Regions from separate parts of the Homo sapiens genome. Here all the other regions are linked to region 1. The links are chromatin contacts, found by Hi-C or POLR2A ChIA-PET in ENCODE. All regions are on one chromosome and are shown on one strand. Each heading gives the region's core, a stretch centred on a gene start or an enhancer-like site at or near the end of the contact. The rest is flanking DNA. Distances are from core to core; before and after follow the strand shown.

Region 1 (2,816 bases), core at 126-2,625:
TCCATTCCCCAGTGAATATATTCTGAAATTAGATATAAACTATCTATATTATAAAAGCCCTAAAACAGGAAATTCTGTCATGTTGGTCACAGCTCAATTAATAAAATGACCTCCATACAAAGAAGGGTTCAGAGTGAATGAAAAGTGGCCACCGGTGTGGAGGAAGCTGGAGGCCTTCACAGATAAGTTAGGCCCAAACTGTCCTAGGTAGTATCCTCTGGTTGGTGGAATTCTTTGAAACATTTTTTTTTTTTTTTTTAGCTCCTGCTTCAACTTTAATTTGCTCTGCCCTTTAGAAGAATGCAGGCTGCAACCGTGGCCCCTGCCCTGGCCCTGGCTGCCCACTGATGGTCTGGGCTACCTACACACCCTTTGGCCTTCTATTCAGTTACTTACAAATGCTCTTTAAAAGTCTTAAGAAGATGACAAAGTGATTTTACTGGTATTGTGAGTTATTTTAGTTGCTCTTATACTGATTTTCCATGAATGTGATTGTTTTAATAGTAACCTTTGCCAAAGATTTCTAAAATAGATTTCTAAAATACCATGCAATCTCAAGGTTCAAATTCTGGATGAAAATAATGTTTTGTTGAAATGATCTTCCAAAGAGAACACCGTGCTTGGTAATTAGAATGACAGGTTAAGCATTATTCTTCAACTACCATAAGGAAAAATAATCTTGTCTTTGCCACCTAATTGATTTGCTTACTAATTGATTTAAAATGTCCTTTCACTTTAATGAGTCTGTCTATTTACAGTGGTAGTTTATAAGGTTAAAGTATGCATTCCCAAATATTAGATATTCTTTAATCATGTCGTATATCCAAGTTGAAAACAGTAGGTATTTGGGGAGCAAGCAAGACGATATTTAAAATAATTAGGTATTTTTTAAAAATTCATATTATTCTCAAAAATAATTCTGGAAAGACTTCGGTGGCCTTTCACATTGAATGAGAGAATATGATGTCACCACTTACACTTTCTGTTTCTGTTTTATGTTCACAAACCAGGCCAGGGGGCCAGCTGTAAACCCACATTCTATTTTGATTACATTGTCATAACTTTCAGTTCTAACTGGAGAAAGCCAGAATTTAAATCTAGCCAGAGTATTAATGCTGCTCAACCAGGAGGGAAATGAAAGTGGGATCTCAGAGTGAACATGTGGTCCTTCCGAATTTCCTCCTGGACCTGGACAGGACTCATGGTCGAACCCGAGATCCTGAAACATTTTCACCGTGACTCAGAGTGAGCAGGAAGGGTGGGGCTGGCCTCTTTGTTTTCTCACAAGGTTAATAGCGTGTACCTTAGAATGAGCCAGAGCGCAGCAGGGGTAACAGCACATGGCTTAGCCTTCGCGAGGCAGATGTGGTGAATGAGCCGTTGAGACCGCCCCTGACAACGTCAGGCTGTTTGCAGTACCCATGGGCCTCGCCCTCTCCAGACTAGGGGAAGGGTGTGTCTGAGATGCAATCTAAGAAATGATCATTCTTTAAATTCTAAAGGTGAAGAGATGTAAACAGCATTTTAATTATAATTTGCCTAAAATGTGTTTCTTGTAGAGGATAGGCATCCCTGTGCACATGCAAAATCTTGGAAGAAAAATATATGTTGAGAAGGCTTGACTAAGGGACAGAACAAATAGCACGCTGGTTTTCTGTTTTCCTTAACGCTGATAAGGTCAGAAGAGCTGTGAATGTCTCTATGTAATTAACAGGGTGCAAAAGAACAGGAACGAGATTCAGGGGACTCCAGAAAGAACTTTAATTTCTGTTCCTTGGTTTCCTCATGGGACACATGGGACGAAGTATTAATAGCTATAAATGCCCATAACAACTGAGATTTGATAGTAAATTCCAAATTAAGTTAACACTTGAACTTTATAAAAAATACACACTTCATTTCCCTATGGGCCATATACAAAATGTGAGCTGCAATCAAAGTCCTGGCTAGGGAGTTTCTGGTAACGTGTCTGTATTATGGGATGTACACACTGAGAAAAGCATTGATCACTGCACCTGCAGAAGCCTTTCCAGCATGTGCCTCACCCACATACTGCCTGAAAGTCTTCTGAGAATCATTCTATAGTCACAAAAAAATCCCCTGGGAAGGTCCTACACTCATACCTATTTTACAGATTGAGGAAGTGGGTTGAGAGGCTTGATAACTTGTGCAAGGCAGCGTGGCTGGTAAGCAGACACTCTTCACAATTGCACTATGCTGTCTGCAATATCCAACTGCCCTTTCCTTGATCCGGCACATAGTTTGAATTGAGGGAAGTCTTTCAGTATTTAGAAAAATCACAGATGACTAAATGGTAAAATAGCAGAAACAATGAGTGAGAAGTTAGATATTTGCTTCATTCCAAGGGAAGAGAAACGACAAAGTAGTCAGGTAGTTAGCCAAAAGCTCAGCCTCCAAGAGCAGTCAGATATAGCAAAGCCTGAGAATTCCTTATCTAAAAGTAGTGAAATGTGAAAGGCTAACATGAGAAATTTCATCCTGATTATAAGGAAATTTTCCAGACAGTGAAGTGAATTGAACTGTAATCATGTACCTAAAAAGAAATCATGAAAGTCCTTTGTGTATGGCATTTTAGAAACTGACAAGCACACAGGAAAGAAGGCAGGTTCACTGACTCCAGACATCTTTCCATCTGCACTATCTTTTTAAGGATTACTTTAAGGACCTCAAAAGGAGACAAAACAGCAGACTGTTAAAAGCAGCCGTCAATATTTATCTAAACACAATGAAGCAACTGCTTGTGCTACGACAAGCAGTAATAAAATGATGGGACTACCACTGTTGGTCCTATTAGT
Region 2 (2,816 bases), core at 88-2,587, 440 kb before region 1:
GGAGCATGAAGGTGCAGGGTGCAGTGGGGACCATGGGGCTGGAGTTCAGGGTGCCTGGTGGATGGCAGGAGATGAGATGGGAAAAAGAGGGAGAAGCCTAGCAAGAAGAGTCTCAAACGCCGTCTGAGGGGCTGAGACTCCCTCCTGCATGCAGCATTGTGGCAGGCCAGGTCTCACCAACACAGGCCTCCATAACAAGTGTTTCAGTACTGACTGAGTGGTTAAGTTAAATATTAAAAGCTAAAAAAAAAAAAAAAAAAAAGCCAGTGCCCTTATATAAAGTCTGGGATGTAACAAAAGCCCACCAGGAGTTTTGCCTAGGCCTTTCCTGGGCCTTAAAGCATGACAAAATAATGAAGGAATTCTTAACATGACCCATTTAGGATTAAATAAGTTTTATTTGGTGTCTGAAGAAACTCCCCAGGCCTCCACAAACAAGTTTATTGCGGTCTGAATGAACTCCCCAAACCTCTTGTGATTTAGTAGGAGACAAGATAAGGGTAATCACCCCAGCACCTGGACCCATTTAGATTAAGTGAATTTACTGAGGCTCCAGAAGAAGGCCTTGAGGACTCAGACATTAGTTATAATGTAAAAGAAGTTAATCACTTATGTCTTTAGATGATGCACACTTACAGGTAGACATATAGCTTAGAAGGTATATAAGCTCTGGAAAACTTTGTAATTTTGAGTTGGTCTGGCCATAATTTCCAGGCCTTCTACCAGTAACTGGTTGCAGAAATAAAAATTCTCTTCCTCCCCAGTTCATCTGCATCTTATTATTGGGCCACAAGAAATAGCAGCCTGACCCTCATTTTGGTCTAGGAACAGTATGACGACACGGTCCTCTGGTCTAAAGGGGAGGAGGTTGTGTTTGTAGTAAAGGCAAGACAGAGTCCAACTCCTGTAGAAATAGGGCAGAGGAACAGGCGGTGGGCATGAAAAGCATCTCACAGAAGAGTCGATATAGAGGTAAAGGGAGTCAAATAAATCAGAGGTTTCTGGTTGGGAAGACAGAGAGAGACCATGAAAAGAATAGGTTCCGGGAAAGATTCAATAGAAGACTGAGCAGAGAATGTCATATATGCATGTGGAGTTTGGAGTTCTTGCAGAATACCCAGGAAATGGAGCCAGTGAGGAATTCACTTTTGCAGCAGAGGTGGAAGAGGGCAGGATGTAGTCCAGAGCTGGAATGTAGACTTAAGAGTTCTGAGCATTTGCTTATAACAGCTAACCAGCTGCTATAGTCTGAATATGTGTGTCCTTACAAAATTCCTATGTTGGAACCTAACACCCAATGTATTAGTATTAAGAGGTGGGGCCTTTGGGGAAGTGACTTAAGTCATGAGGGCTCTGTCCTCGTGAATGGGATTACAAAAGAGGTTGCAGGGAGCTCCCCTGCCCTCTTTTGCCCTGTGAGGACACAGCAGCAAGACATCATTTATGAAGCAGGGAGCCCTGACTAGATACTGAATCTGCTGGGCCTTGATCCTGGGCATCCCAGCCTCCAGAACTATGAGCAATCAATTTCTGTTGTTTATAAATTACCCAAGCTGTGGTATTTTATTATAACAGCCTGAATGGACTAAGACCAACTCAAGTAAAAATAGAGCTGAGAAAGTAAGCCAGGTGTGAACCTCAGTGTAGGTTTCCAGATTTTTTAGGTACTAGAATCTCATCTCCCTTCCTGATCTCATTGCCAAACTCAGCTCATTACTTTAGTATTTATCATGCCTGTGTGATTTCAATGATAGGAAATTTATTATAAAATTAAAATTGATAATAAATTTGAGACAGGGTCTTGCTCTGTCACCTAGGCTGGAACACAGTGGTGCAGTACTAGCTCACTGCAGCCTCAAACCCCTTGACTCAAGCGATCCTCTCACCTCAGCCTCTGAGTCGCTAGGACTATAGGCATATGCTACCACGTCTGGCTAATTTTAAAGATTTTTTTATAGAGACAGGATCTCACTATGAACTCATAGGCAGACTTCTGAGCTCATAGGCAGACTTCTGTTTTTCACTTTAGTATGGAAAATGAAAAACACCTTCCAGAGAAGGTGGTTTCTGGTAATAACTGTTTCTGAAAGAGACATATGGCCAGAATTTATTTTTTTAACCTTATATTTAGTCAACCAGAAACTAGGAGGATTGTTTTTCAGGATAGGCTTGAATAGAACTAATTTTAAATGATCAGCAGTTTACTGAAAGGAGAAAGAGGGAAAACCTCTACCCCAGAAACACAAAGGTGGAGTTTCAAAAACTCTGGGCCAGGTGCAGTGGCTCACACCTGTAATCCCAACACTTTTGGGCTAAGGCAAGAAGATCACTATGGCCAGGAGTTAGAGACCAGCCTGGCAACATAGTGAAACCTCATCTGTAGAAAAAATTTTTGTAATTAGCTGGGCGTGGTGGTGTGCACCTGTATTTTTAGCTACTTGGGAGGCTGATGTGAAGGGATCACTTAAGCCAAGGAATTTGAGGCTGCAGTGAGCTATGATTGCAGCATTGCACTCCAGCCTGGGTGACACAGTGAGACCTTGTGTCAAAACAAACAAAACAAAAAACTCCGTAGTTACCAAAGTTCAGCAGTAATTTAAGAGCTTCTTGGTCCATCTTACCTCACCTCTTCACTTTAACTCTGGGTGCATCTGGGCTCCAAGGCAGCAGCTCCTCAAGGGTTAAAATGGCAAAGAAATGAGCACTTTTTACCCCATTTGGTCTGCTAATATTAGTGATTTTAGTAAGTATTTGTAATGCTTTCTCCCATGGTAGAAATACAAGTAAAATTTCCCTAGGTAAATCCTGTATGCCAC
Region 3 (2,816 bases), core at 146-2,645, 290 kb before region 1:
ACTAAGAAAGTCAAGTTTGGCCTCCCCTTACACCCGCTTCCCATTTCTGGGCACACAGACAGTACGGACAATGCTTCTTTGTCGGCGAGAGCCCAGGGACCAGATATGGCCAAGGAAATCCAGCCTCCAGGCCACTTCTGAGGAGCAGGTAGCCGGCGGAGCGCTCCGCCGCGCAGGGGCGGGAGGTGTCCGCGGGCCTCACGAGTGCACAAGCCCGCATTGCGAAGCGCCGCTCGGGCCAAGAAGGAAAGCGCACTGTCCGCGTATTTCAAAGGCGCGTTGGGGCCAGGAGGGCCGAACTGCTGGAACGTGGTTCATGCAGCTGAAGCCCACGGACCCTAAGCGCGGCTCATCGGGAAGGCCCGGAGACAGGTGCTAGGCGCTATCATCCCGCGCCCTCCCAAGCCCGGCGCGCGCCTGTGACGTCACGCCTGGCGGAAGGTGGACGCTACCACCGCCGCGCTCCCCCTCCGGCGCCTCTGCGGCCAGGCCGCCGACTCACCTTCCCGTCCTGATGAAAAGGGAGGCCGGGCTCATCCGTGGTCGCCGGGGGACGAACACAGCCTGTCTCTTCGGCCGCTCCGGAGGCGAGCAGCGCCCCGGCGGCGGCCTCGTAGTCCGGGAAGGGGTTGACGAACGCCCGTTCCTCCATTTCTGCCTCCCCTCCCAGGTGGAGCTTCAGCCTCTTTGACATGGTCTCGCCCATCTCCGCCGCGGTACGGCGCGCGGGCGGGGACAAACCTCCTGTCCCGGCGCTGCAGCTCGCCCCGCCGCCGCCTCCTCCGAGGGCCCGCGCAGAGAGCGTCCTCTAGGAGGAGCGAGGCCGCGCGCTGGCGGGAGGAGCGGGGCGTCTGAGCGTGCACTGCCTCGTCGCGGGCTGCTCGCACATCAGGCGGCCGCAGAGGCGGTGGGCGCTGTGCCTCTGCCCTGTTCCTGGCGCCTTTGCCCTGCTCCCGACGGAGAGGAGCGGGCTCGCGGGAGCGCCCAGCGGCTCACAGCCTGCTCGCGCCTCCTCGCACCTTCCCCGTGGCCCGCAGAGCCCGTCCGCGGCGACGCGCACGGCCGGGGCTGGAGTCCCGGGGTGGGGATCGCTGCGCCCGGCCAGCCCCCTCCGCGATTTCCAAAGAAAACCGAACGCCCGCTAGGGCCACGCTCCCGCGGGGAAAACCTGTAGAGAAGAGGTCGCTGTCACTCAAGGTGTGTGCGCGTCGCCGACCGGGGCGAGCTCAGCCCCTGGCGCGCCGTCGTCAGCCTGCATTTCACCGGCCCCTGCTGCGCCAGCCCAAAGGAATAGCAGCAGTTCTTTGTTTGATATTAAGAAGAAAAAAAAAATCTCTTCTAAAGAACAGAATTTCAAAACAGTCTAAAACACTGCAAGGCTAGTCTCCGAGGGATGGGGGAGGGAGACAGTCCCTCCTATTCATCACTGTTGGAGGGGGGTGTCTGGGAGGAGGAGCCACAGGCCTTTTTTTTTTTCTTTTTATGTTTTATGTTCACTCCCTTTGTTTTGAATAAATGGACATCTTTGATACCGGGACATAAAATGAAAGCATACTTAATTATCCAAACATTTTATCGACCAGAAAGAGTCCTCCAGTGTTAATTGGCAAAGATCATAGTATGTATTATAAAAAGGACACAAGCAACCAGATCTTTACATTTATGTAATCGTGATGTGGTTTACTTCAGTCTTCATTGGTTCTCTTTATTTTTATTTGTTTGGACCAAATACGTGTAATGATTTCTGCTCCTTGAGGAAAATGTCTTATTTCCGTTTTCTTCCGCTCAGTAAACGTTGATTGAGCACCAAATGGTACTAGGTGATGAAGAAATAAGAGATTAAAAAGATAGTTTTGGCTCTCTGGGGATTCCCAGTTATTGGGTGAGAAAAGCAAGGATTACAGCATAGCTGATGTAGGTGCTTTTCTGGAAGCAAGCAAAAATACACGTTAATGTAAAAAGTGACATGATGAAGAAAAACACAGTGCCGAGCACAGGGAAGGCTCGGTTCCTCCTGCCTCCGTGGCCTCGGTGGAATGATGTGGGAAAGTCTGGCTTCCCACTACCTCTTCTAGTGTCCCCCCAACCCCACAGGGCTGGACATGTGAAACACACCCCACCAAGAACATGACCATGGGAAGGTACAGTGTAGAAGAAAATCATTTTAAAGGGGGTACTCAGCATAACTATCTTCAAAGTTCAGGGAAACAGAACAGATACAACAGGATGAGTGTTATAGCAGCATCCCTTAGCTCCACTTTCCTGCTTTCCCCTTTCCTGGGGTCTTTTCTCCCACCAAATTTTCATACCTAGACGGTGTAGGAAAATCCACTCCAGGAACTACTGATGCCGACATGCTCTAGGAGCCATCCTTATCCCACCACAGGGACTTAACTAGACAAAATAACCCACGGTGATATTCCCCAAAGTCTGGGGAACTATCACGCCTTGGACAGGTACAGCAGAAACGTCCACTGCGGGCTTTGTTAGGCTAAGCCTAGTGAATTCTCAGCTCTCCCTACCCAGGAGGGAGGTGAAGATTGTCTCTTCTTCCTGCAGTCTGCTGGTGGATAACTGGCAACTGTTGGCAAGTACAGAAACCTGTCCTAAAGAAAACCAATATTTTCAAAAGCTGAAAAATCGAAACCCAATTTAAGGAGTCGGCATATTTTCCTAAATGCTCTCTTATCGGCAGATCCCCTGCCCTCCTGGACAGCTCACTGACACTATTTTATGGAGAAGTGGTAGGTTCCCTTTCTTCAGCCTCCTGTCCCCTGGGGGTTTTTTAATGCAGAGCACAGGGGATTCCCTTCTGC

The links. Hi-C counts contacts between places; a loop is a spot of excess contacts on that map. ChIA-PET counts read pairs that join two places held with the same protein, here RNA polymerase II (POLR2A). Pooled maps may share reads with other maps.
Region 2: a map with no recorded cell type shows a loop between it and region 1 (8-fold over the local background). The contact joins two enhancer-like sites. A Hi-C loop is called at or near these places in 7 of 37 single-sample maps with no recorded cell type and 4 of 50 pooled maps. POLR2A ChIA-PET finds 5 or more read pairs at or near these places in 1 of 52 experiments (IMR-90).
Region 3: a map with no recorded cell type shows a loop between it and region 1 (13-fold over the local background). The contact joins the promoter of LANCL2 here to the enhancer-like site in region 1. A Hi-C loop is called at or near these places in 22 of 37 single-sample maps with no recorded cell type and 9 of 50 pooled maps. POLR2A ChIA-PET finds 5 or more read pairs at or near these places in 2 of 52 experiments (AG04450 and H1).

Annotation. Positions count from the first base shown.
Region 1 is chr7:55,072,635-55,075,450 of GRCh38, reverse strand. The region is part of intron 1 of EGFR (epidermal growth factor receptor); the gene reads right to left. Among named protein-coding and RNA genes, the nearest start is that of EGFR, 55 kb to the right of the region's middle. RefSeq lists enhancers at 893-1,062, 575-1,774. Within about 2 kb of position 1,375, at least 33 of the 41 ENCODE cell types and tissues checked have a DNase peak (open chromatin) inside an H3K27ac peak, as active enhancers do; they include IMR-90, where a contact is called at or near this core.
Region 2 is chr7:55,508,017-55,510,832 of GRCh38, reverse strand. All of the region lies in intron 2 of VOPP1 (VOPP1 WW domain binding protein), which reads left to right. Among named protein-coding and RNA genes, the nearest start is that of VOPP1, 63 kb to the left of the region's middle. Within about 2 kb of position 1,337, at least 3 of the 41 ENCODE cell types and tissues checked have a DNase peak (open chromatin) inside an H3K27ac peak, as active enhancers do; they include IMR-90, where a contact is called at or near this core.
Region 3 is chr7:55,363,916-55,366,731 of GRCh38, reverse strand. LANCL2 (LanC like glutathione S-transferase 2) reads right to left here and starts at 1,395. Exons shown (of 9, transcript NM_018697.4): 1 at 503-1,395. The coding sequence starts at 706. RefSeq lists enhancers at 1-170, 201-660, 1,281-1,470 and a silencer at 791-1,210.